Regions from separate parts of the Homo sapiens genome. Here region 1 is linked to region 2. Evidence: chromatin loops called from intact Hi-C (ENCODE). Cell type or tissue: PC-9. All regions are shown on one strand. Links, peaks and the distances in the headings refer to the core of each region. The heading gives the core; the rest is flanking DNA.

What was found. Hi-C counts contacts between places; a loop is a spot of excess contacts. Peaks named below come from ENCODE experiments on the same cell type or tissue, not always from the same donor. Only the 100,000 strongest peaks of a DNase experiment are listed, where the experiment ranks them.
Region 1: it touches region 2 in a loop (4-fold over the local background); 9 of 110 quality-filtered maps call a loop at or near these places.

The regions. Positions count from the first base shown.
Region 1 is chr9:98,138,285-98,155,724 of GRCh38, reverse strand. The region is part of intron 2 of CORO2A (coronin 2A); the gene reads left to right. Among named protein-coding and RNA genes, the nearest start is that of TRIM14, 28 kb to the right of the region's middle. RefSeq lists an enhancer at 13,551-13,600. In PC-9, for the core only: no CTCF peak of the experiment used is centred there; DNase peaks (open chromatin) are centred at 7,024 and 9,274; H3K27ac peaks cover 4,280 bases.
Region 2 is chr9:98,079,470-98,090,005 of GRCh38, reverse strand. It overlaps NANS (N-acetylneuraminate synthase), which reads right to left. Exons shown (of 6, transcript NM_018946.4): 5 at 8,924-9,190; 6 at 6,929-7,160. The coding sequence ends at 6,951. It overlaps TRIM14 (tripartite motif containing 14), which reads left to right. Exons shown (of 6, transcript NM_014788.4): 6 at 2,001-5,653. The coding sequence ends at 2,536. Among named protein-coding and RNA genes, the nearest start is that of NANS, 28 kb to the right of the region's middle. RefSeq lists a silencer at 2,046-2,315 and enhancers at 1,725-2,398, 2,399-3,073. In PC-9, for the core only: no CTCF peak of the experiment used is centred there; DNase peaks (open chromatin) are centred at 8,345 and 9,038; H3K27ac peaks cover 1,792 bases.

The sequences.
Region 1 (17,440 bases), core at 6,677-11,676, 65 kb before region 2:
TACTGATTTATGTAGAAATAGAAAGCCTGAATAGTTCTTTAAAGGAATAGTCCTTTATGTACTTTAAAAATTGAACAATAGGCCAGGCGTGGTGGCTCATGCCTTTAATCCCAGCACATTGGGAGGCTGAGGTGGGTGGATCATGAGGTCAGGAGTTCGAGACCAGCCTAACCAACATGGTGAAACCCCGTCTCTACTAAAAATACAAAAATTAGCCAGGCACAGTGGCGGGCACCTGTAATCCCAGCTACTCGGGAGGCTGAGGCAGGAGAATTGCTTGAACGCAGGAGGCAGAGGTTGCAGTGAGCTGAGATCATGCCACTGCACTCTAGCCTGGGTGACAGAGCCAGACTCCATCTCAAAAAAAAAAAAAAAAAAAAAATTGAGCAATAAAAATTTCCCTTAAAGAAAATAGCAAAAGGAAAGGCGAGCTATAGAGTGGAAAAGGATATAATAAACATGACAAAAGACTCATTTCTTGAATGTATAAAATGTACCGAAAAATCCACAAAACACTGAACCAGCACTTCATAGCAAAGAAAATCCAAATGGCTAATAAGCATTTGAAAAACTACTCAACCTCATTAGTAAACCAGTGCAATACCACTACACATCAGATTGTCAAAAATGTCTAACACTAGTAAATGACAGCAAGTATACAGAGTTGTGTAAACGATCAGACACTTCTGATGGGAGTGTAAACTGGCACACCTGTTTTGGAAAGAAGAAGAAAATGCATATACCTGTGACCCAGAAATACCAACCATAGGTTTATACCACGCAGTGTTCACCACTGGTGCTCTGTCCACCAGAACAGAAGCATAAGAATGTGCATAGTAGCATTGTTTGTATTATTGCAAAACTGGGAAAACCTGTATGTCCAAGAACTTCATAAATAAATTATGGCATATCCATACAAGTGAATGTACAAAACCACAAAAAGGAATAAAGTGTAGTTATATACAACAACATGGTTGAGTCAGAAAGATAAAGTTGAGTGAAATAAGCCAAACAAATTTTAAACTATATCATTTAATTAACCTTAAATTAAAAACAGCCTACACTAAACCATACTTTAACAGTTGCATAATTACATAGTGAAATTTTAAAGAAAAACAAAGAAGAGACTACCATGAAAAACAGAATAGCAGTTACCCCTGGGGGATGGAGAGGGTTACGACTGGAAAGCATCTCGTGGGAGACCTCCTATGTGCTAGTAATGGTTCATGTCTTGGCTTGGGAGGGTAGCAATTATGGGTAATTTATTTTCCAGTAATTTGTTAAGCTGATAATTTTCATTCTTTACACTTTTTGCATGTTTCTTATATTTTACATACATATATTTAAAATATATATATATATGTATTTGTGTATATATATATATATATATATATACACACAAACACATAAGAAAGACTCTAGGCCTAGATGGTTTTACAGGTAAATCCTACAAAACTTTCAAGGAACAGATTCTAATCTTTTACAAACATTTCCACAAATAAAAAAGATGAACAACTTCTTTCCTCATTCTGTGAGGCCACTGTAACCTTGATACCAAAACCAGACAAGGAGGACAGAATAAGAAAGAAAAAAATATTGATCAATCTCACTCATGAAGATGGATGCCAAATTACTAGCAAATTACAGTAAATAAAAGATACATTCTGACCAAGTTGGATTTATTCCAGAAACTAAAGGTGATTTAATATTAGTAAATCTATAAAGATAAATCATCATATTAGCAAGTGAAAGAGGAAAAACCATATGATCATGTCCATAGATGGAGAAAAAGTGTTTGATAAAGCCCAATACCCAGCCATGAGAAAAACTCAGCAGCAACAAAAAGAAAATTAGCAAATGAAGGATAAGGGAGAATTTCACTGACCTATAGTAAACAGCATTTTAAAACCTTTTTATCTTGAAGCAATTTCAAGCCTACAGAAGATTTGCAAATAAAACTGAACTAATTCCTGATTAACCTTCACCTGGTTTACCGGTTTTAACATTTTGCCTCTCGGGGTGTGTGTGTGAGTGTGTGTGTGTGTGTGTGTGTGTGTGTGTGTGTGTGTGTGTGTTTGGAAACAGAGAAGTTACAGACATATAGCCTGGGCAGTATAGCAAGACCCCATCTCTTAAAAAATTGCTTTTTAGTTAGCTGGGCACAGTGGTACACACCTGTAGTCCCAGCTATACGAGAGGCTGAAGCAGGAGAATTGCTTGAGGCCACGAATTTGAGGTTGCAGTAGCTATGAAAGCACCACTGCACTCCAGCCTGGGTGACAGAATAAGACCCCATCTCTTAAAAAAAAAAAAAAAAAGTTATCAGCCGGATGCGCTGGCTTACGCCTGTAATCCCAGCACCTTGGCAGGCCCAGACGGGCAGATCACTTGAAGTCAGGAGTTCGACATCAGCCTGGCCAACATGGTGAAACTCCGTCTCTACTAAAAACACAAAAAATTAGCCAGGTGTGGTAGCGGGTGCCTGTAATCCCAGCTACTCAGGAGTCTGAGGCAGGAGAATCACTTGAACCCGGGAGGCAGGGGTTGCAATGAGCTGAGATCGTGCCACTGCACTCCAGCCTGGGTGACAGAGCAAAACTCCGTCTCAAAATAACAAAAAAAGAGAAAAAGTTATAGAGATGACCCTTTACCCCCAAATACTGTACTTCGGTCTGTATCTTCTAAGAACGAGAATATTCTCTTATATAACCACATCCTAGAAATTTAACATTGATTCAATGCTAATTATAATATACAACCCAAATTCAAATTACATCAGTTGTCCCAATGATGACCTTTATAATAGCTTTTTTTTCTGATCTAGAATCCAATTCAGGACCACACATTAGTTGTCATCTCTTAGTCTTCATCACTTCATGATATTAACATTTTTCAGGAGTAAAGGTCAGTTGTTCAGTAGAATGTTTCTAAATTTGGACTTACCAAATTGTTTCCTCATTATTAGAATCATTTATGTATTTTTGGCAAGAATATTGCATGAGTGGTGGTATATCATTTTTAGGTCATTACATCATGGGACACATGATGTCAGTTTGTCACATTATTCATGCTATTAACTTGACTTATTTGTTAAATAGTGCAAATATCATTCATAAAGGGGAAATGTTAGAAGCATCTACAGGCCAGGCAGGGTGGCTCACACCTATGGGCCCAGCACTTTGAGAGGCCAAGATGGGTGGATCTCTTGAGCCCAGGAGTTCGAGACCAGCAACATAGAGAAACCCCATCTCTACAAAAAATGCAAAAATTAACCAGGCATAGTGGAGCATGCCTGTAGTCCCAGCTACTCAGAAGGCTGAGGCAGGAGGCTGCCTTGAGCCCAGGAGTTCAAGGCTGCTATGAGCCATGAACGTGCCACTGCACTCCAGCCTAGGTGACAAAGCGACACCCTGTCTCAAAATAAATAAAATAAAATAAAATCAGGAATAAGATAAAAGGTCATGGCCTGCACAGTAAGACTAGAAAAATGTAACTTGTCAATACCAATTCAAGTAGAAACAGAAAGCCTGAATAGTCCTCTAACTACTAAACATTGAGCAATAAAAATGTCCCTTAAAGAAAAAACAAAAAAAAAAAACAGCAAAAGAGGCCGGGTGCAGTGGCTCATGCCTGTAATCTCAGCACTTTGGGAGGCCAAGGCAGGTGGATCATCTGAGGTCAGGAGTTTGAGAGCAGCCTGGCCAACATGGTGAAACCCCATCTCTACTAAAAATACAAAAATTAGCCGGGCATGGTGGCGTGCGCCTGTGGTCCCAGCTACATGGGAGGCTGAGGCAGGAGAATGGCGTGAACCCGGGAGGCAGAGCTTGCAGTGAGTCGAGATCGCGCCACTGTACTCCAGCCTGGGCGACAGAGCGAAACTCCGTCTCAAAAAAAAAAAAAAAAAAAATTAGCCGGGCATGGTGGTGCATGCCTGTAACCCCAGAGGCAGGAGAATTGCTTGGACCCAGGAGGCGGAGGTTGCAGTGAGCCGAGATGGCGCCATTGCACTCCAGCCTGGGTGACAGAGCAAAATTCCGTCTCAAAAAAAGAAAAATAGCGAAAGAAAAGTTGAAAGTGTTAGGATGGAAAAGGAAGAAATAAAACTGCTATTATTTACATATATAATTGTCTACATAGAACCCAAAAGAACATGTAGTCAAATTATTAGAAAAATAAGAGTATTTGGAAGGTAGTGGATACAAGAATCAGAACACAAAAATGAATTGCATTTGTACATACTGGGAATATTTAGATGATATAATTAAACATTTGCAATAGAATAAAAGAAGATTGGATACCTAGGAATAAACAAGCAACGCTTAGAAGGAAAATGATAGAACATTGTTAAAAGACTAATAAAGATGACCTCAATAGATGGAAATATTTACTATATTCATGGATAGACACTTTTACTTCCTCCCTCAAATTCCCACAGCATTCTCTTTTTTTAGGACATATTCCAAGCCTATTTTTTCCTTAGAACCATGCCCTGACTACTTTGAATTAGAGTCCTTTGTGCTTTTCTGCTAGTACCTCCTAATGTAGTTGGGTGCATAATTGTTGCTCATAAATTTTCATTAACTCCACAAATTATCTCATGGTTGTTCATCCAAATAAATAGGGAGGGTATAAATGGCAAAGGGAAGGGCACAAGCAAAGGCATGGAGGTGCAACTGTATATAGAATGTTCAGGAAGCAATGCAGAGAGCAGCTGTCTGGCCAGAACAAATAATCTGTGAAGGAGAAGAAGGGAAGTACCCTAAGGAAGTGGACTGGGGCTAGCTGAGCAGAGCCTTGAATGCTGGGGTGAGGCATGTGACCTGTATCCTAAAGAGAGAGAGAATGTTTCGAGCTAGGGAGGGACAAGTGCAAAATGGAATTTGTAGAAAGACATAAAAAGGTCAAAATGGGAAGGACCCCCTATAGATGGCCGATTTTGCTACTTGTTTCTTCCAAGCTTTGCATGCTTGTAAAAGATTACGTCCACCAAACAAACTGCATTCTTAATTAATTCAATAATTAGTTGGTTTTCCTTTTATTACTCAAACTCTCAGAACTGTCACTGTTTCTAACTTGCATGAACTGCTCGGTGTAAATGGGTACTAACAACTGATATAAAGAAAATAAATTGGTGTGATGTGATAGAGTGTGACGTGGGTTGGGAGAGGGGACCTAGTTTAGGCAGGATGGTCTGGGAAGGCATTCCTGGGAAGGTGATCTTTGAGCCGAGAGCCACTTGAGGCTCTAAAGGGAGAGTATGCTGGCAGAACAAATAGAACATGCAAACATTCCCCTGAGTGGGAATGGGTTTGGTGTGTCTGTGCATTGTCAGCACGTGGACACATGTGCTGTGACCACAGAGTGGTGGGAGGAGGTGAGGTCAGATTGGGGAGTAGGGCCTGGACTGTGAAGGCGTCGTAAGCCCAGGCAGGAGTCTGGGCTCTATCCTGAGTCCAGTGGGAAGCCACTGGAGGGTTGAAACTCACTTGTCAGCCAGGCGCTGTGGCTAACACCTGCAATCTCAGCACTTTGGGAAGCCGAGGCAGGCAGATCACGAGGTCAGGAGTTTGAGACCAGCCTGGCCAACATGGTGAAACCCTGTCTCTACTAAAAATATGAAAAATTAGTTGGGCGTGGTGGCAGCCACCTGTAACCCCAACTATTCGGGAGGCTGAGGCAGGAGAACTGCTTGAACCCAGGAGGTGGAGGTTGCAGTGAGTCAAGATCGCGCCACTGCACTCCATCCAGCCCAGGCAACAGTGCGAGACTCTCTCAAAAAAAAAAAAGAAAGAGAAAAAGAAACTCACTTGTCCTACACAGCCTGATCCTAGATAAAATGTGTGATTCTCTTTGGGCTTTTTGAAATATAATAAATAGCTCAAAGATACATGTTAATTGCTATCATCACAGACTCCTAGGAATCCAGATCCAACAGGAGCTGTGATACAGTTTGGATGCTTGTCCCCTCCAATTTTCATGTGGAAATGTGATCCCCAGTGTTGGAGGTGGGGCCTCATGGGAGGTGTTTGGGTCATGGGGGCAGCTCATGAATGGCTTGATGCCCTCCCTGTGATAATGAGTTCACCTGAGATCTGATTGTTGAAAACAGTCTGGGACACCTCCCCGTGGCCTGCGGCACACCTGATCCCCCCTTCACTGTCTGCATGATTGGAAGCTCCCCTGCAGTCCTTACCAGAAGCAGATGCTGGTGCCAGGCTTCTTTTGCCTCCTGCAGAACTGTGAGCCAAACAAACGTCTTTTCTTTGTAAATACTCAGCCTCACATATTCCTATATAGCAATGCAAAATGGACTAACACACCCAGGAGCCACTAATCAGAGCTTCTCATACTTTAGTGTTACAACACAGATTCTGATGTAGTGGGTCTGAAGTGGGGCCAGGGAATCTGCATCTCCAACAAGCTCCCAGAGATGCCTGATAAAATACAGGATGCCCAGTTTAATTTGACTTTCAGATAAACAACAAATCGTTATTTTTGCTTTTTTCTTTTTAATTAAAAGTTTTATTTTGACATCATAGTAGATTCACAAGCAGTTATAAGAAATAGTACAGTGCAATTCTGTGTATCCTTTACCCTGTTTCTTCCAGTGGTAACATCTTATAAGACTACAGTACGCAGTACAGCATACTGTTGTGATACTGGCATCACTACAGTCAAGATACAGAACATTCCATCATCACAAAGATCTGTTCCCCTCCACCCCCATTCCCTCCTTAACCCCAGATGACAATTAACCTGCTCTCCATTTCTATACTTTTCCCGTTTTAGGAATGTTACATAAATGGAATCATACAATATGTAACCTTTTCAGCTTGGCTTTTTTTACTCACTGTATTTCTCTCGCAGTTCAGCTGGGTTGTTGCATATATTGAGTATTGATCATTTTTTTTTGTGTTTTGTGTGTGTGTGTTTTGTTTTTTTTGTTTGTTTGTTTTGTTTTGTTTTGTTTGAGACAAGCTCTGGCTCTTTCACCCAGGCTGGAATGCAGTGGCATGATCATATCTCACTGCAGCCCTGAAGCCTCCACTTCCTGGGCTCAAGCAATCCTCTTACGGCAGCCTCCTGAATAGCTGGGACTACAGGTGCATGCCATCACACCCAGCTAATTTTTGTATATTTTTTATGTAGAGGTGAGGTTTTGCTATGTTGCTCAGGTTGGTCTTGAACCCCTGGGCTTAAGTGATCCACCCACCCCAAACTTCTGGAATTACAGGTATGAGCCACTGCACCTGGCCTCAATTATGTGTTCCTTCTTTCTTTTTTTAAATTTTTATTTATTTATTTATCTTATTTTTTTTTTTTTTTTGAGATGGAGTCTCGCTCTGTCGCCCAGGCTGGAGTGCAATGGCATGATATTGGCTCACTGAAGCCTCCGCCTCCTGGGTTCAAGCAACTCTCCTGCCTCAGCCTCCCAAGTAACTGGGACTACAGGCACATGCCACCACACCTGGCTAGTTTTTATATTTTCAGTAGAGATGGGGTTTTGCTATGTTGGCCAGGCTGGTCTCAAACTCCTGACCTCAGTTAATCTGCCTGCCTCAGCCTCCCAAAGAGCTGGGATTACAGACATGAACCACCTTGCCTGGCCTCTTTTTTTTTTTTTCTTTTTTTTTTTTAATAGAGGCGAGGTCTCATGATGTTGCCCAGGCTGGTCTCAAACTCCTGAGCTCAAGTGATCCTCTTGCCTCAGCCTCCCAAAGTGCCAGGATTACAGGCATGAGCCACCACTCCTGCCTCTGTGTCCTTTCTTACTGCTGAATAGTATTCTATGGTATGGATGCACTACAGTTTATATAACCATTCACTCACTGAAAGCCAGTGGGTTGTTTCGAGTTTGGGGCTATTACAGATTAAGCTGTTACAAACATTTGTGTACATATTTTTGGGTGAATATAAGTAAGTCTCCATTTCTCTGGCATAAAGGGCCAGGAGTGCGGTTGCTGAGTCATAAGGTAGTTGCATGTTTAGCCTTATAAGAAACTGTCAATTTATTTTTACAAATTTTTAGTGTAAGTAAAATATTGCATGGAACCTCCTTATGCTAAAATATTTGTTGTTTATCTGCAATTTGAATTTTACTGGGCATCCTGTGTTTTACTTGCTAAATCTGACTTCCCTCCTCCCAGGTGATACCGATCTACTTGTTTGCCAATTGCATTTTCAATAGCAAGGCTCTAATCTAGCTCAGGTTCATAATTATGGAAAAATCTCAAGCACAAAAGTAGATAAAAATAATATGATGAACTTTCCTCAGCCCAGATTCTAGAATTATCAAGTTTGCCCTCTTGCTTCACTCATCCCTTTTACCTGAAGTATTTTAAAGCAAATCCTAGACATTTTGTCATTTCAACCTCTGCCCCCCGCCCCCTACCACATGTCAGTATGCAATTCTAAAACCAGGGACATTTTCTGACATAACCATAATGCCAGGATCACATTAATAATAACTCTTGTGTCACCTGATTCCTAATTCATGTTAATGGTCCCTGGTTGCCTCATACATGCCACTTTGCTTGTGGTTTGTTTGCCTCAAAGTCCAGATGGGGTCCACATCTTGCATTTGATTGATGTTTCTTTTTAATTTTTTCTTATTGTAAGTAGAGATGGGGTCTCACTATGTTGCCCAGGCTGGTCTCAAACTCTTGGGCTCAAGGGATCCTCCTGCCTCAGCCCCCCAAAGTGCTGGGATAACAGGCATGAGCCACCACACCTGGCCAATATGTTTCTTATTAAGTAACCACATCCATTACTACTGTGCAGGCACCATGCCATAGCACTTACCTGCACAGACAGGCCTTAGAGGCTCTTTATTATGTTGTAACCAGGGTTGGAGTGATTATGCTGATACCTTATGAACATTAGCCCCATTTATAGGGGATCTTGCCCCATTGCACAGATGAGGTCGCTGAGGCTCAGGAAGATGACTTCCCAGAGGACCCTGTGCAGTGTGTCCAGGACCCGAATGGGAGCCCAGACCTGGGTGTGGCCTCGGGCCTTGCTCTCACTTCACTGACATGAGGCCCCTGAGGTTTGGCACTGATTTGCATCAGCTCCTACTTGTTACCAGGATTACGTTCTGTGCCAGGCACAGAGATGTATCAGTAGGTGAGTGATGTGAGAACAAGGAAGGGACAAGCTAGCTAATGATTTAATTAAGTACATAAATTGCATTGAGATTGGGAGATGTCTGGCCTTGCCACAGCGTGCAGGAAGTCCTTCTCAGAGGGGCCGGGCTGCCCCAGGCAGTTTCAGATGTCCCAAAGGGAGTGACACTGCAGGCAGGGTCCCTCCCTCTTGCCTGTTGTGACCCAGGGTGAGCTGGTTAGAGGGAGGCTGGAGGTGAGTTTCGCAACCTGCAGCCTTGGCAACCAGGGACTGTACTCAGGGAACAAAGGCAGCAGGGGAAGGCTGGGGAGAGGCCAGGACTGTGCTCCTGAGCCTGGGGCCCAGCCTGCCACAGAGTCACTCCAGGGAGGGGGTGAAGAAGGTGGACTTTGCTGTGAGGTGTGGAGGGTGGGGAGGAATGAAAGCAAGGGCAGGCAGAGCCCCTGGGGGTCAGCCCTGGAACCCTGCTGGGAGTAGACAGGCCAGAGGGGACATGGGCCTGAGGGCCTAATGGACACCGTGGCTTTCAGGTGCCTGGGAGAGTGGAGAGGAGCATTTCACTGCCATGATCTTAAAGGCCAGCCTTAGCCAGCATGGTGGCTCACACCTGTAATCCTGGCACTTTGGGAGGCCAAGGCAGGAGATCACTTGAGGTCAGGCATTCGAGACTAGCCTGGCCAACATACCAAAACCCTGTCTCTACCAAAAATAAAAAATCAGCTGGGCGTGGTGGCACATGCCTGTAGTCCCAGCTACTTGGGAGGCTGAGGCAGGAGAATCACTTGAACCCGGGAGACAGAGGTTGCAGTAAACCAAGATCGCACCATTGCACTCCAGCCTGGGCGACAGAGCAATACTCTGTCTCAAAAAACAAACAAACAAAAAACCAAGGCCAACCTGACCCTTCTCAAGCCGATGTGTGTCCACATCACTCCGCTGCTCAGATGCCTCCCAGGACTCCTTGCTGCCTGCAGATAATGTTCTGCCTCTCTCATCAAAGCCCTCTATGCCCTGTCCTAGCCAACTGTTTGGAACCTCAGAGCCTTCCATAGCACATATCTGTTCCCTCCATACAAATTGCCCTTCTAGAAAGGCAGGGTATGGGCTAGTCTGGCATTTTGGAAGTCTCTTCCAGTTCTAGGGGTTTGTTCATCCTGGACAAGAACATACTCAAGGAATGGGTCCTCTGTCTTCAAATATCCAAGGAGTTGGCCTGCCACAGAGGGCCCAGATGTGTCTATAGGTCCCCAAAGGACAACGCCAGGACCAGAAGTGGGAAGTGAGGGGAAGCAGGGGCCACCTGGAGGCCACACTGGGCTCGAAGTAGGAAACATTTTCTCCAAATTCACAAGGTCTGAAAGTAGGATGAATTACCTCAGGAGGAAGTGAGCTCCCTGTCCCCACAGGTGACCAAGTGGGGACACCAGCTGTGGTTCACCGCTTTCATCCCTGGATGTTGGATTCTACAGTAAACCCTCCAAAGGCTCATCTGGGTGCTCATAAGGAGAGGGGTGATGAAGGATGCTCTGCCCTAAATCATGGGAATGTGCTGTGCATTTTAGAAGTGCTGCCATTCCTAGGGTCAAGAAATGCTCCTCTCATCTCTCCCTCTGCTCAATCCCAGCCTCCTCTGGGCGGTCCCTGGTCCCACATCTCACCCTCTCCAGTCAGGACATGGCTCACCTATCCATTTGTCCACCTCTCTATTGGGTCCAGCCTTGCACCCTGGGCAGGGTGAGTAGACTCCATGCCCTCAGCCTCACCCCTCTTGCTCAGCCTCCTCTCTTGCCCTGTCCTCCAGCCTACCGTGCCCGCTGGCTGCTTCAGCCTCCTCCCACTTAAAACCTACCTGTGGCCCTGCCTTTCTGACTTGAGATTCCTCCCCTCCACCTGACCTGGTCAAAGTCTCCCTCTCTTTAAGGCCCAATTTAAAGTCCTCCTCCTCCAGGGAGCCTTCTCTGGTTCATCCCCCAGGTCTCTTGTGTGCCTCTCCTCTGAGCTCAAAGTATATTCCTTCCTGCCTCCTCCATAAGGTAGATGGCTCCTATAGCCCAGGATTGTGAGTACCGCATCTCTGCCATCACCTGCATGCAGTCTGGCACATAGTATGTCCTCAGTGAAAGGCCTGTATGATGATGATGATAACCATGGTGTGAGGACAGCAAGAGCAGACCAGGCCATAAGAGGAAACATTCCCAATCCTGGCTCTGCTGTCCTTAGTACATGATTGTCAACCTCTCTGAGCCCCAGCCTCTGCACTTGTAAATGGGGAATTCTTGTACTATGTCCTGGGGTGGTTGGGAGGTAAATCAAATATTATGAGCAACGCAGCTGGCACTGGGCCTGGCACATATATGACTCCCTAGATTATGGTTTCTAAAGAAAAGCTTTTTTTTTTTTTTTCTTCGAAACAGGATCTCACTCTGTTGCCCAGGCTGGAGTGTAGTGGCACGATCATGGCTCACTGTAGGCTGGACCTCCCAGGCTCAAGTGATCCTCCTGCCTCAGCCTCCCGAGTAGCTGGGACCACAGGTGTGCATCCCTACACCGGACTAATTTTTGTAGAGATGGGGCCTGTTGCCCAGGCTGCTCTTGAACTCCTGGCCTTAAGTAATCTGCCTTGGACTTCCAAAGTGCTGGAATTACAGACATGAGCCACTGTGCCCAGCCAAGAAGCATTTAAAAACCTATTTCTTATAGACATGGGAACATGTCTGATCCAGCTGCCTGCATTCACCAGTAGGAAAACAATCAAGCCACTAGTTCATTCATGGAGGGCATGCCTGGAGCCACTGCTATGTAGGAAAGGATGGGAGTCCCCATGCAGAACAGTTTGTCCCCTGCCCAGTGAGTATATCCCCTGGCCCCTGAAACATACTGAGCAACAATAAAACTGGGTAATGGTAATGAGCTGTGATGAGCTTCTCCTGGCTAATGTACTGAGTACTTAGCAAGTACTGGGCACCGTCTTCAGTGCTTTACTGTGAATGAGGTGCTACTACTGTTGTCATTTCGTAGATAAGGAAACTGAGGCATAGAGAACTGAGGTCACTTGCCCAAGGCTGCACCATGGTAAGGGATGTGGCAGGGATTCCACCCCTGGAAGCCAGAGTCTGCCTGCCCACTTCACCTCTGCTACACTGTGTGTCCTCCCTCTGCCCGTCCTGCCACCCCTGCCTCCCAGTCTCCACCCTGAGCTGTTGGGATGCTCATTTGAGGCCATGACTATGATGCTGTTGTAGGAACAGCTGCTCCCTTGACTGCTGAGGGTCGTGACAGTGGCCTCACAACCTCTCCCTTTCTGGCAATGGAGGTCAGCCGTAGAGAGTCCCCAGTCTGGTCCCCCACCCGCCTGACTCCTCCTGGGTCCTTCTGTCCTGTCTTCCCCCTCTGCCCCAGGGCAGCCCCTTGGAGACTTGGAGGTGATGCCTCTCCAGGCAGGGCGGCCCAAGCCAGGGTTCTGTGGGGTCTGCGAGGGGAGCAGGCGTGTCTCCCCTGATTTAGAGCTTGTACACCACATCCATCAGAAGCCTGTTTCTGGCTGAGTGCTGGCCTAATGGGCAGAAGGTGGAAATGGCCTCCTGATGATAAATGTCCCTGACAGGCTTTTAGCAGCTCAGTCAATAGCCCACCAGGCTGGCTAATGTCCGCTCCTGCCTGTGGTCCTCAGCGTAAAACCTTTTAGAAGCAGAGCAATCTGCCAGCCCAGGGCAGGGCAGCGCAGGGCAGCGCAGGGCAGCGCAGGGCAGGGCAGGGCAGGGGAGGTGGGGCGGAGGGGAGGGCTGGGGTGGGCTGGGGTGTGAGTGGGCAGCCTTCCCTCATCAGCTGAGAAGGAAGAGAAGGCTGAGAAGGAAGAGAAGCTGTCTAGGGCTAGGCCCTTCTGAGCCACGCCCAACCCTAAGGCGCCTTCCCTGAGTCTGTGGGAGGTGGGAGGTGTGTGTCTGAATGGGGCTCCTGGGCACTTTGCCTCCCGTCAGCCCGAGGGCAGCCTGACTATTGGCTCATCTGGCTTTTCTTGGGAAACCGCACTGCGGAAATTGGGGCATGGCCCTGGGCCAGAGTCTAAAGGCCCGGAGAGCAATCAGTGCCCCACAGCCAAAGACACAGTACTGCTCATGGCCTTTGACCCAGGAAATGATCCCAGAGAAAGGAAAGGCTGTGTGCAGGAAGGAGGCCAGGGCAGGGACTCACAGAGCACTCACTGGTGCTCCCTCAGAGCACAGGAAGTACAGCACCAGGCTCACACTTGGGGAACCAGAGGCCTGGGCTCAAGCCCAGCTCTGCCCCTCACCTTTGCAGTGACCCTGGGCAAGTCCCTACTCCATGCTGGATTTCCCCAAGTCTGAGGTCCGAGAGAGGGTGCTGGGATCCATTCGCAATGCCTGCCACAGGTGCAGGATAAGACAGTGCAGCTGTGGGCTCCATTCCTGGTCTCTAGAGCCCTTCAAGAGCTACAGTTTTATAACAGAAGTTTTTGGCTAATCCTGGATGGACCCATTTTTTCAGAAAATCTGTATTTTTGTTTTTAAACACCTTTTTTAATTGCAAAACTTACATAGCTAAAAATAAGACAAAGATATTAAAGCCAGCCATTTATTCCACCATCTAGATATAACCATGATTAACATTTTGGCTCATTCCTTTTAGTTTTTTTTTCTCAGTTTTGACATACAAATATACATACATATACATATAATAGTAGCTTCTGTTACTGAGCACTTACAGTAACACCTGACTGTTGGGCTCTTCATGCATAGTATCTCATTTAACTCTCAACAATCCTGCAAGGAAGAAATGATTATTCATTCACATTTTACAGATGAGGAAAAAGAGGCTTGCAAAATGTGAGCAGGTGCACAACATGCTCAGGTTTTAATTTTCGAAAACTCACCTTGAGGACAGTGTACAGGATGTCCTGGAGGCTAAGCAAGAGGTCATTGGCAGCTGGGCGCAGTGGCTCAAGCCTATAATCCCAGCACTTTGGAAGGCCAAGGCGGGCAGATCACCTGAGGTCAGGAGTTCAAGACCAGCCTGGCCAACATGGCAAAACCCCGTCCCTACTAAAAAATACAAAAACTAGCTGGGTGTGGTGGCACGCACCTGTAATCCCAGCTACTCAGGAGGCCGAGGCAGGGAGAATTGCTTGAACCTGGGAGGTGGAGGTTGCAGTGATCCGGGATCGCACCGCTGCACCCCAGCCTGAGCAACAAGACGAGACTCCATGTCCAAAAAAAAAAAAAAAAAAAGGGTCAGTGGTCCCATGGAGACCTGGGCCAGGGCCTGTGGGTGCAGTGTCCTTCTAAGACCCTAGCTCCAGGTACCGCCCTGCCAGGACAGGGCAGGAAGCATGCACCTCTCTCCCCTGTCCTGCTGTAGAAGAGGCAGAGACCACTTGAAAGAGAGAAAATTTTCACCTCCCTCCATGCACATCACTAACAAAGGACACAAGTCCACATTCTTTCCTTTTTTTTTGGTTCTCTTTCTCCCTCTGAATGTGTAGGTGTGTGTATAATTTTTTGTTTTCAGAACTCTTTGAGGGTAAGTTACATCCATCTTAGCCCTTCATCCCTAAATACTGTTTCCTAAAAATACAAATATTCTCTTACATTACTGCAGTACATTATCAACTTATATAAGTTTAATGTTGTGATAATACTGTAATCTACCGTTCTTGTTTAGATTTGTTAAATAATGTCCTTTATAGCGTTGTCCCCTCCAGTAGGGGATCCAGTCTAGGCGGAGGTGTCTGATCACTTTTTCCTGAGGGGAGAGACCTGGATTAGCCAGAGTATTTCCAGAGGGAGGCACAGGACCACCTCCTCTGTTTGCAGAGCTACTAAAATGCATGCATAGGCCAGGCACGGTGGCCCATGCCTGTAATCCCTAACTTTAGGAGGGCAAGTTGGGAAGATTGTTTGAGCCCAGGAGTTCAAGACCAGCCTGGGCAACATAGCAAGACCCCATCTCTACAAATAATTTTAAAAATTAGCTGAGCTTGGTGACACATGCCTGTAGTTCTTAGCCTGGAACTTGGGAGGGTGAGGTGGGAAGATTGTCTTACCCCGAGTTCGAGGCTACAGTGAATCATGATTGCACCACTGCACTCCAGCCTGGACAACAGAGTGAGACCCTGTCTCTTAAAAAAAAAAAAAACAAGTACAGTGGTCTCTACACAGATGGGGAGGTGATGGAAGAAGAGAAGGTTGGGTGTTCCCTGAGTCCACCCTGTTCTTGAAAGTCCCTCTAGAAAAAATCCCAAGACTATTGATTCTGCAAAGTCAAGGACTATGTTGAGTGTTCACCTTGCAATCAGCCCCTCCAACAGCACCTGTCCCCTGGGCACCTCGGGAATATTTGTGGGATGGATGGATGTTGGCCAGTTTTCTTCTCAGCTGTCTCTTTCACTTAGATATAAAAATGGCTGGGGGAGCATTCTGGTGGGTGGCTCAAGAACCTGGAACTAGATGGTGGATGTGGGAGGTCGAGGGCCTGGGTCCTGGTCCCTGTTCTGCCAGGGCCATGCAATGTGATGTGCAAAATGAGCAGATTGGTCACTGCCAGTCCAAGGTTCTGTGACTGAACTGGTGTGGTTTCTCTATGACCCCAAGAAATCCAAGTCTCTTGGTGGAGTTGGAAATAGCTTCAGGGCTGTGTGGCATGGGCTGGGGGACCTGTATGTCCCTCCCAGCACCTATACAGGAATTCTCATTAGGAAAGGGGAAAATGAGGGAAATGCCCTTTCTATGTAATTGAGGTAGAATTCACATACCAGAAAATTCACCGTGTTTTGTTTTTTGTTTGAGACAGGGTCCCATTCTGTTGCCCAGGCTGGAGTGCAGTGGCACAATCATAGCTGACTGCAGCCTCGACCTCCCAGGCTCAAGCAATCCTCCCACCTCAGCCTCCCAAGTAGCTGGAACTACAGGTGTGCGACACCATGCCTGGCTATTTATTTATTTATTTATTTTTGAGACGGAGTCTCACTCTATTGCCCAGGCTGGAACGCAGTGGCACAATCTCAGCTCACCGCAACCTCCACCTCCTGGGTTCGAGTGATTCTCCTGCCTCAGTCTCCCAAGTAGCTTGGATTACAGGCATGTGCCACCACGCCCGGCTAATTTTGTATTTTTAGTAGAGGTGGGGTTTCACCATATTGACCAGGCTGGTCTCAAACTCCTGACATCAGGTGATCCACCCATCTTGGCCTCCCAAAGTGCTGGGATTACAGCCGTGAGCCACCATGCCAGGCCTAATTTTTTGATTTTTTGTAGAGACGGGGTTTTGTCCTGTTGCCATGTTGGAAAATTCACCGTTTTAAGGTGTATAGTTCAGTGGATCTTAGTATATTCACAAGGTTGTGAATATACTGTGAATAAACTGTCACCACCACCTAATTTCAAAATCATTTTGTCACTCCAAAAAGACACCCCTCACTCATTAGCAGTCACCCCCTATTGCCCCTTCTCCCAAGCCTGAGGCAACCAGAATCTTGCCTTCTGTCTCCATGAATGTATCGTTCTGCATTTTTCTTTCTTTTTTTTTTTTTTTTTGAGACAGAATCTTGCTCTGTCGCCAGGCTGTAGTGCAGTGGCATGATCTTGGCTCACTGCAACCTCTGCCTCCTGGGTTCAAGCGATTCTACTGCCTCAGCCTCCCGAGTAGCTGGGACTACAGGCGTGCACCACCACGCCGGGCTAATTTTTTGTATTTTAGTAGAGACAGGGTTTCACCATGTTGGCCAGGATGGTCTCGATCTCCTGACCTCGTGATCCACCCGCCTCGGCCCCCCAAAGTGCTGGGATTACAGTCGTGAGCCACCGCGCCCAGCCCGTTCTGCATTTTTCATATGCATTACTTAGGGTTCCAGATACCAGGTACCAGGGGGATGCATTAATGTGCTCAGGCAATGAAACCACATCTGGAACATCATCTAAGTGGAATCACACAACGTGTGGCCTTTTGTGCCTGGCCTCTTCTTCTAGTGTTTTCTAGGTTAATCCATGCTGTAGCAGGGACCAGTACTTCATTCCTCTTTTTAGGGACAGTAGTATTCTGCTGCATGAATATACTGCATTTTGTATGTCCATTCTTCACTTGATGGGCATTTGGGTTGTTTCCACTTTCTGATATTATGAAGAATATTGTTGTGAACATTGGTGAACCAGTTTCTTTTTTTTTTTTTTTGAGACATAGTTTCACTCTTGTCACCCAGGCTGGAGTGCAATGGCGCAATCAGAGCTCACTGCAACCTCCACCTCCCAGGTTCAAGTGTTCTACCTCAGCCTCCTGAGTAGCTGGGATTACAGGTGCA
Region 2 (10,536 bases), core at 5,537-10,536:
CACAAGAATGTTATGTGACCGAAACACAGGTTCAGTTGCTCAACGCTTTGCAGAGTTCAATTAACAAGAGCGAGGTCTGGTATAAAGAAAGTGGTTTTATTCTAAAGATTAGCTTAGGGGAAGAGGTACAGGCTCCTCCTGCCCTTAACGGTACCGCCTCACTTTTGGGGCAGAAAGCAGAGGCTTTTAAATGGGGACTTTGTATGAATGGCATGCAGGGAAGGAGCAAGCAGATGGGGGTCTATATGACTCATTTTGATGCGTTTTCTACCAAGTGGTTGAGCTGGTGCCATTGAGGGCAGAACTAGGTTGTAATGTGGCCGTTGTCTTGAGATGCTGTCCGGGTGGAAGAGTTCTGTTGAAGGCATACTTTATGTTGTAAATTGACTGTTGTCTCTTAAGGCAATCTCCTGGTGGGAGAAAGTTCTGGTTCTAGACCCTCTAAGTAGGTAGATAAGTTTGCCCTGTAGGGACTATCTGGTGAAGGGAAGGTAATGGTTATAATTACATTTCTAAAGAGCTAAGTAGAGGCAGGGCACAGTGGCTCACACCTGTAACCACAGCACTTTGGGAGGCTGAGGCAGGCGGATCACCGGAGGTCAGGAGATCAAGACCAGCCTGGCCAACATGATGAAACCCTGTCTCTACTGAAAATACAAAAATTAGCCAGGCGTGGTGGCAGGTGCCTGTAATCCTAGTTACTAGGGAGCCTTAGGTAGGAGAATCGCTTGAACCCAGGAGGCCGAGGTTGCAGTGAGTCGAGATCACACCACTGCACTCCAGCCCGGGCAACAAGAGTGAAACTCCATCTTAAAAAAAATAAAAATAAAGAGCTAAGTAGGAAGTGGGAGACAGGAGAAAAAGGGGGAAAATCTTAAAAATAATTCATTCTCTTTCTCTTAGAAAAATGCTCTTTTTCTTAGAAAACTCAGTCTCTGTTACACGTTTACAGTTATAGCAACATTAGTCACAATAGGCAACACGGAAACAATCCAAATGTCCATGGAAAACTGTTTGGCCTTGTTTATGAAAGCTGAATATCCACATACCCTGTGATCCAGACTTAAAAAACAACAACAACAACAACAAAAAAAACTTCATGTGTACATACATGGTGTAATGCAAAGAGAAATGTTAATGAGAGTTTAAATCACTACAAACTTTGGGGAGGATAGTTTTGCAATATGTATCAAAGACCTTAAAAAAATACCCATTGACCCAGCAATTCCTGTTTTAGGAGTATATTCTACAGAAGCAATCAGATACGTAAAAATGTAATTGTATTAGTGGTTTCAAAAGCTTTTTAAACGGAGGACTAAGTTATGCGTCCAAACATCAAAATTTTAGAATCTCCACTAAAATGCTCTTGTGAAAGGATATTATGATGTGTCAAAATGCCTCACAAGTAGATCAATCAATTTTAAAAAGCAGATTACCTAACGTCATGTATGGTGTGACACCAATATTAAGAAAAGCTATAAAAATTAGCCGGGCGTGGTGGTGGGCGCCTGTAGTCCCAGCTACTCGGGAGGCTGAGGCAGGAGAATGGCCTGAACCTGGGAGGCGGAGCTTGCAGTGAGCGGAGATCGCGCCACTGCACTCCAGCCTGGGCAACAGAGCGAGACTCCGTTTCAAAAAAAGAAAAAAAAGAAAAAGAAAAGCTATAAAGCAGCAAGGGGAGGGGAAAGATAGGAAGTACACACACCCTAATGTTAACAGTGATAGGATTAGTTTTAATTAAATTTGTATTAATTGGCAACAAATTTCACGGCACAAAATACAGACAGTATAAGGGATGTGCAGCAGAGTGATCTCTTCTTCCCCTTTCCCCAAGACCCCGCCCCAGGGGCAGTCGCGGTTTAAAGGGGTCTGTCACCCCTTCCTTGGGCCATTTCCGCGCTTCGCATTTTGTGATTTGCACGTGCGTTGGTGGGTTCCCGGGGGCGGGGCGCCGCGCTGGCCCCGCCCACCAGGTGCGTCCCTTGTCTCGCCCCCTGCAGACGCGCGCACGCCCACGCTGGATCCTGACACGATGCACGCGCGCCTGCGCCTGTCCGCCGATCGCCTGACGGTGCGCTGCGGCCTGCTGGGCAGCCTGGGGCCCGTGCCCGTGCTGCGGTTCGACGCGCTCTGGCAAGTGCTGGCTCGTGACTGCTTCGCCACCGGCCGCCACTACTGGGAGGTTGACGTGCAGGAGGCGGGCGCCGGCTGGTGGGTGGGCGCGGCCTACGCCTCCCTTCGGCGCCGCGGGGCCTCGGCCGCCGCCCGCCTGGGCTGCAACCGCCAGTCCTGGTGCCTCAAGCGCTACGACCTTGAGTACTGGGCCTTCCACGACGGCCAGCGCAGCCGCCTGCGGCCCCGCGACGACCTCGACCGGCTCGGCGTCTTCCTGGACTACGAGGCCGGCGTCCTCGCCTTCTACGACGTGACGGGCGGCATGAGCCACCTGCATACCTTCCGCGCCACGTTCCAGGAGCCGCTCTACCCGGCCCTGCGGCTCTGGGAGGGGGCCATCAGCATCCCCCGGCTGCCCTAGGGGCCAGGACCGGCGTGACAGCCTCCAGGTACGCCGCAGCTGCCCAGTCTCGCCTAATCTACCTAGATCAGCGTGGCTGGTCCCCTTACTGCCTGCTTCTTAGGGCCCTCTCCCTGCCCCAGCTTTCCCCGACCAATCACGCCTACAGTGCTTTGAAGGTTTCCTCTCCTAGGCTAGTTTCAAACAGGCCCTAAACAAGTCTGCTGCTGCCCTCTCATCAGACCTCCGCACCCTCACCCCACCATCACTTACACTACTTTAATCCAGTTCCTTCAAAGTGATACCCCCACAGGTAAGCCCTCAGCATCCTGAATACATCATCCGCAGCCTGGGAACCTTCTCCCTCGTACAGCACAGGAACCTGACACATAGTAGGCACACAGTAAACGTTTGTGAATGAATGGGAGTCATCCAGTCCTGACTCTTCTGTCTCTTGAGGTCCCTTGAATCTTCCGCTTCCTCCCCACCGATTTCAGCGTGTCCACATCACAGCTCCCTCCAGAAGCTGCAAGAGCTTCTTAGCAGTTCCTGGTCTGAACCCTCTCCCAGTCCTCATCTTCCACCCTAAAACTAGAGTGATCTTCCTAAAACTTCACTTAACCCCTCAGCTATGAAAAGGCTTCCAGGAGTTTCCATGAAATAACAAAAAAAAATACAAGCGCCTCACCTTAGCATTCAAGGCTTGTCTAGTCTGCCCAAAATTACTTATCCTCACCTAGCTCCTACCACTCTTCTTAGAGACTCTCCAGTCAGAAATGTGTCGCATAGTTCCACCTCCACACCTCTCTGCTGCCAGCACATTCATGCAGAAAAGTCTTTTCACCTGTCTCAGTCTTCCGCAGGCTTACCTGCGCCAGGAAGTCTAACCAAGGAACAAGAATCTCACTATCAGAGCCACAAATCTGGGACCTGTCTTTCCAACTAAATTGGAGGCTTTGGAAGGGCAGCTTTGTCCTATACTCTCTCCACCCTGAAAAGTTCCCAGAAAGCCCCTTCCCTCCCAAGCAGTGAATTAATAACCAGCAGGTGCCTATCACTGAGTAACAGAAGAGCTGAGTTAGGCGGGCCTCACAGGTCACCCAGCCAGATCTCATCTGGGGAGTCTGAGGTCCTGAAAGAAAGCAGAGCTGCGTAAAGTTACCCCGGGGTGATATAGGGGGGCCAGACGTGTGCCCCGTTCACCCACCCCCAGGCAAGCATCTGACCTGTCCCCTGGCCCAGCCCTTAGGCCCAGCTTTCAACCTGCTTACTCATTTCTCAGGGGATTTTGGGAAGGAATCAGCAGGTGACAGTTGCTAAGCAACCAAAGGGGGTGGTGTTTCCCAACTGTCTTGGGACAAAAAGGGTAAGAGCACCCTTAGATCCAGATGTTGCCAAGGAAACCCAGAGTGCCCAGCTGTCTGGAATGAAGTGACAGAGGTAGAAAACAGTAGGCCCTCACAGGAGGCCACCTTCGCTAGCAGGGAGTGGGAGGCTTCTTTCCAGGGATTTGTGTCTCCGTTCTGAAGGTTCTGCGTCCTGTTTTGTCAATTCCCTAGACGGTTTTGAAGTTATATTCTGTTAAAGCATCTTCATAGGTGCTTGGTGGGAGGCCAAGGTCGCCGAATCCTCGTGGTTTAAATAGACTTTCAGTGCATTAGTTTGAACCATATAAAACTGACAATTTTCAATAGTTTTTGAGTTAAAAATGGCACTTTTGATATGAGACAATGTAGCAGAATACCAGGCAGACAGAACCTTGCAAACACCTTAACTTCTAACCAAAGACTTTAAAACTCTGGCTGGACAGAGTTTTAAGCACTATGCTGCAGGAATCCTGAGAAAAAGGGGAAATTAATTCTATTAGGAATGGCCCAAACTGAATTGTGACAGGCAGAGGGTGTTCCTGACAGAGGGAAGATGAATACACTTGACCCCAACATTTCTGCCCATCCCTGATGACCAAGACCTCTTCCCAGACCCACAGCTGCAGGGGCCAAGTAATAACAGCTCTTAATAGTTTATAATGCACTGTTTTAATGCTTTACGACTAAACTCATCTGATCCTTTCATCAGCCCTAGAGGGTAGAAAGTTTTCCCAATTCTACACATGGCAAAATGGAGACCCAGAGTCACTTGCCCAAGGTCGCACAGCTAGTGGTGGAGCTGGAGTCTGGGCCCAGGCTGTGAGTTCCAGGTCTGTGCTCATGGCCACCAGGCCCTACTGCTCAGGGTGAATGCAGCTGGTCTCTGGCCAGTGCCTGGTGCTCTGGCCCCTCTCGTGGAGCTACTGCCCATGATGCTTTCCTAGTGCCTGGTTACTCTGCGAGACTTGAGTCTACCTTTGGACTGCCTTCCTTGGGGGTCTGAGATGAGGCCTTATGGCCCAGAGGGGAACTTGATTCAAAAATTTGGGATTCATGTAGCAGAGACAGAGCTAGACTGTAAAGGTCACAAACTAGCTGTGTCAAGGCCCGTGATAGCCAGAAAGCGGCAGTTTCAGTCCATATCAATTGTGTGACCAGGGCTAGTCACTTTTTACTTCTCAGTGCCATCTATAAAATGGGGATAATAGCACTACCTACCAAGTGCTGTGAGGCTCAAATGAGCCAAAGGTTATAAACTTGCCTTAAAACTATAGTCCTATACAAAAATTAGCTGGGCGTGGTGGTGCATGCCTGTAATCCCAGCTACTAGGGAGGCTGAGGCAAGAGAGTTGCTTGAACCCAGGAGGCGGAGATTGCAGTGAGCTGAGATTGCACCACTGCACTCCAGCCTGGGGACAGAGCAAGACTCTTGTCTCAAAAAAAACAAAAAAAACATATATACTGCTGTATCATGCCAGGATTTATCAGCATTCCCAAGGGAGCTTGCACGGTACTGACCGAGTGCTGAGACTACTGGTATTCCCAGCTGCCATGTGGCAGCAGCAGGAGCTACTAGAATATTCTCAGCACAGGAATGAGGCTTCCTTGGTTTCCATGTCTGTAAGGGTTACTGATCACTTACCTTCTTCTCTTTCAGACTTGAATCTGTAGACATTTCTTTATTGATATGGCAAATTGCTTGCAGATATTTTTAAATGACAGCAATTTTCTAATATTTGGTTTAATAAAATGTGAATAATGTCCCTTTTAACCATGGTCTTCACTGGGAGTTCATGTTGCTTCAAGTCCCTAGCACCCAGTGATACCCCCACAGGTAAGCCCTCAGCATCCTGAATACATCATCCGCAGCCTGGGAACCTTCTCCCTCGTACAGCACAGGAACCTGACACATAGTAGGCACACAGTAAACATTTGTGAATGAATGGGAGTCATCCAGTCCTGACTCTTCTGTCTCTTGAGGTCCCTTGAATCTTCCGCTTCCTCCCCACCGATTTCAGCGTGTCCACATCACAGCTCCCTCCAGTTCATGTTGCTTCAAGTCCCTAGCACCCAGACCCAGAAGGGCCTTTACTCATATCTTATTCCTTACGCAGCCTTCTGGTAGTAGTCAGCTGCTCCCTGATTAACTATCTCCAGGGATGGGGCATTCACTGCTTCTGAAGATAACTCATTAAAGTTCTCACTTACGTGTAAACAAACCCTGACTCCCACCTGTTCCCATCCAAGATCGTATTATAGCTTGAACTCCTGGTCTCAAGCAATCCTCCCACCTCAGCCTCCTAAGTAGTTGGGATTACAGGCTCACACAAGCACGCCTGGCTCACATACCACCTTCTAACATATTGTGTGACTGAATCACTATGCTATGGATTTTTATGCATCTGCCCCCATCTGAATGGAAGTTCTCTGAGGAAGGGATTGGGGCTTGTTCATGGCCATATACTCTGTGCCTAAAGCAGTGCCTGGCACAAAGATGGCCCTCAATATTTGTTCAGAGAAGGAACACATGCCATTTCCCTCTCTTTGCTCTGAAAGGAGTGCTTTCAGCATTTTCTGCCTACAAGATCCTTTGACCAGTCCTTTCTCTGATGTGGAGTGACTGCTATACAATGCCAACTAAACACAGAGGCCAAGGGCAGGAAAGGGATAAAGACAATGGAGAAGTAAAGGGCTGTAAGGAAGTGAGAATGAAGGCTTAAAGGAAAGGACATGTGCAGCCAGCTCTCACCCCTCTCTGCAGCCACCCAGCAACTGGAGGATATGGACTTTGTTTGGAACCACCCCTTCTTCTGGTGCTCTGTTTATAATGCACTGTTGGCCAGTGCACTAAGCTGGCCAACTTGAAGGAGAGATTGCATCACTGGATCTTTTTCTGTCTCCAGTGGGCTGACACAGGGCCTAGCCCAGAAACATCTGCTGTCTAAGGAGCAGGTGGAGGTGGATGACAGCCAGGTCCCTGGAGACCGCCATTCCTGCCCTCGCCTCACTCAAACACACCTGACAGCATCAGCAAGGGAACTGAGAATTCAGAGAATGGCACTTTATTTTTAAGACTTGATTTTTTTGCCATGATTATCTACCAATTCTTCCATGATGGTGTCATCCTCTTCAACAGTGACCAGGACCTTCTTGCCCACTAGATTAAAGATGTCTTCAGGAGGATAGCCTTTGGGCTCACCCACCTTCACGGTGAGCATGTCCATTGTTAGAATGGTGCCTTCCGGAATTTTCACTTTGGCCACCACAGACTTGCCCAGCTGTGGACAAAATGAACATTCAGTGCCAGCTTCACAGAAGTAACTAGTGCACACTACTTTACTTTACACTCAAGGTCCCTGATCAGTCTTCCCCAGGCAGTACCTTGGGAGCAGGCACTCTGTTGCCCCCTACACTGCTCAGAATATCTCATACATGGCAGGAATTCAACCAGTATAGATTGAATTCAGAGACTCAGAGGAGGAGCCTTTACAACAAAGTGCAAAGGAAAGGGCTGAGGCTATGTAGGCGGAGCCAGGTTCAAATCCCAGTCTGTGGGGTATAGGCCACGTTTTAGTTTCTCTGTCAAATGGAAACTTATCCTGTCAGATGACTGTAAGGATTGGTGATATTACAGAATGTACGTGGAACATAGAATGCTCTCAATACATGCAAACTCTGATTCTTTTGGTTACCATTCAGCTCAGTATCTCATTGTAAACATGGGGAAACTGAGGCCCATACAGGGTGGGTGACTTGGCCAGGGTTGCAGACAGCCAAGATGAAACATAACATAGGGATGAGATTCTTAACTCCTGACACACCGTTCTCCAGGGCACACACCTTACCGCCACTTTGTTTGGTAAAATAGAAATATGAAGGACTCATAAGATGGTGAATGTGGCTGTTATGCAGATGGCAAGAAAAGGAGCCCCCGAGGAAGGGGCAGATAATACAGGCAGATGAGGGAATGAAGGGTACCTGAAGCTCATGACCAGTGTTTGTCTTCTCTATAAATGCTTTCAAATAAATTACGTGTTTTATTACTCTATATCCTCCACGTAAGAGTACAAGGAATCAATTCTGCTTGGAATGTGGTGCCAGGAAAAAATGTCAAGTGATAATCATGCATCCTGTTATGTTTTACTGTCTGCTCAGAGAGCCAAATTAAGTGCTCAGCTGTTATAAATCTTACTCTGGTTTCTGGTCTAATTCTCTCCTGTTTCCTCTATAAAGAAACTATTTCTTTTTACTTTATTTTAATTTCCTGGTATAGATGCATCTTTGATTTGGGGAAGCAGGTAGGCCCCACTAGAATAAAAGGTGACAACAGTCCCAGGCATGCCTGGTGTTTGGTCTTTGCCTTGACCCCGACAGCCTACAGGTTAGGTGTGTGTGTGCCTGGCAGCCCCAGGATGCCTGCCTGGCTCTATGACTCAGAAGGCAAGAAGGTCCAGGCCACGGCTTCCAGGAAGCCCTGATAGTCAGCATGCCAGGCAGTGCTTCTAGGCCCACCAGTTCCTCTGTCTGAAGGTCACTGTTGCACAAGGAATAGCTGCATCATCACCCACCCACCTCTGCAACGACTCACTGCCCTTCCCACCAGTGCCACCCTGGCTTAGGAAATGCCACAGGCTCTTCTGGTACCTCAGGGAACACCGTGCCTAAATGTTTCTCAGGGCTTACCTGCTCCAAGGGAGCCCAGACTTGACTTATTCCAGGGCCTCACTCCTGTTACATATTCTGGAGTCTAGGAGTACTGGGGCCATGGGCTTCAGAGAATTAGTGGAAGACTCTAATGTGACCCTAGGTGGCCAGAGAAACTGCTAAAGTTAGATAACATGTGTCTCCTGCTGCTGCTACAGGCCAGAGTGACATGCATTACTGAAGAGAAGCCTGAAGAAGCTGACACGGGTGGGAGCACATTCACTGATCATTTCATCAGCCTGGCTCAGGGAGGGCTGGTCCTGACCATCCCTCTCAGGCCAGCCTATCCTTTTTCCACACACGGCAGCAGAACCGAGTAGAGTCCGGCAGGACACACCTTCTCATTGCAGGCCATCTCACAGGGCAGCAGCTGCTTGGTTGGGGAGCCCAGGGCACGCTCCACAAGACGCACTGACCGCACCAGCTCGGCCAGTTCTCCAGGCTCCAGCGAGGCCGAGTGGTCACTCCCCTTCCAGGTCTTGTCCAAAGTTATGTGACGTTCCAACACCTTGGCCCCCAGAGCCACTGCGGCCACAGATATCGCTATGCCTGTTTCATGCCCAGAATACCCTATGGGAATGTCAGGAAAGAGCTTCTGATATTCCTTTAAAATGGAAAAAGAAAAATAACATTAAATATCATGCTGCTTTATGCATATTCTCCAGGTGAAGCGTATCTGGTTGAGCCCCGGTTTAGCCACTCACTAGCTGTGCAGCCAGGGGCAAGATACTGAGGCTCTCTGAGCCTCTCTTTCCTAGGGATGATAATAATACCTGCTGAGTGTTGCTGTAAATGCATGAGAAGCACTCAGCACATTGTAAATGCTCTAAAAATGGTTACTGTTATTCTAAAGAATGCATTTTAAGAATGTTTCACATTGCACAATACACCAAGAGTAACAACAGAACTATAAATGAATGTCTAACCTCATTCAAAAACCATCTGTCACATTTAATTAGCCTGAGCTGCTGAAAGCAAGTGTGCTATATGCACAAATATCATCAATAATATACACAGCCCAATCTCAAAACAATCCTTTGGTGAAAATGATAAATAATTAATCCGTTATCTATAATTCACTGAATGCAACAAAAGACACTCTAAGATGGGTGAGTCTTGTTGGTGAGGGTGACCAGAAAGCTGAGTACAGTAGAAAGACTCAGGTAGCGTGTATTATTATTTTATTGTTATTTATTATTTCTTTTTGAAACAGAGTCTTGCTCTGTCACCAAGGCTGGAGTGCAATGGCGTGATCTCAGCTCACTGCAACCTCTGCCTCCTGGGTTCAAGCGATTCTCCTGCCTCAGCCTCCTGAGCAGCTGGGACTATGGGTGCCCGCCACCACGCCCAGCTAATTTTTGTATTTTTAGTAGAGACAGGGTTTCGCCACATTGGCCAGGCTGGTCTCAAGCTCCTGGCCTCAAGCGGTCCACCTGCCTCAGCCTCCCAAAGTGCTGGGACTACTGGCATGAGCCACGGTGTCTGGCCTCAGGTGGGATTTAACAAAAGATTAGGAGGGTTAGGTGGCAAAGGCCTTGAAAACCAGGCTTAAGGGTGTGTGATGGAGTGCGGGTTGCTACAAGTTTGAAAATTCAAACCACTGTACTATGTGCAGGCCCAAGATGGGATAGGCTGGCAGAATAACTCCTGCAATGTGTAGTGTCAAGAGAGAGGACATGACAGCACCTTGAGTGGGGACGGAGATACACTGAAAAGGAAAATAGCTGGGGTCACGTCTACTAAACTGTTAATTATCGGAATCTCTGTGGGATGGGAGTGCAGGGGATGTTTACTTTCGACATTACATATTTCACAGAAATCATTTTTAAATTTTAAAAATAACGTGATTTAGATAAGCTGTAAGTGAAGCAAAAACAGGATTGGGAGGGACAGAAAGTTTAGGTAAAAAGAGAGTAATGTCAGTTTTCAAAAAGGCTAACTTTTTAAGTT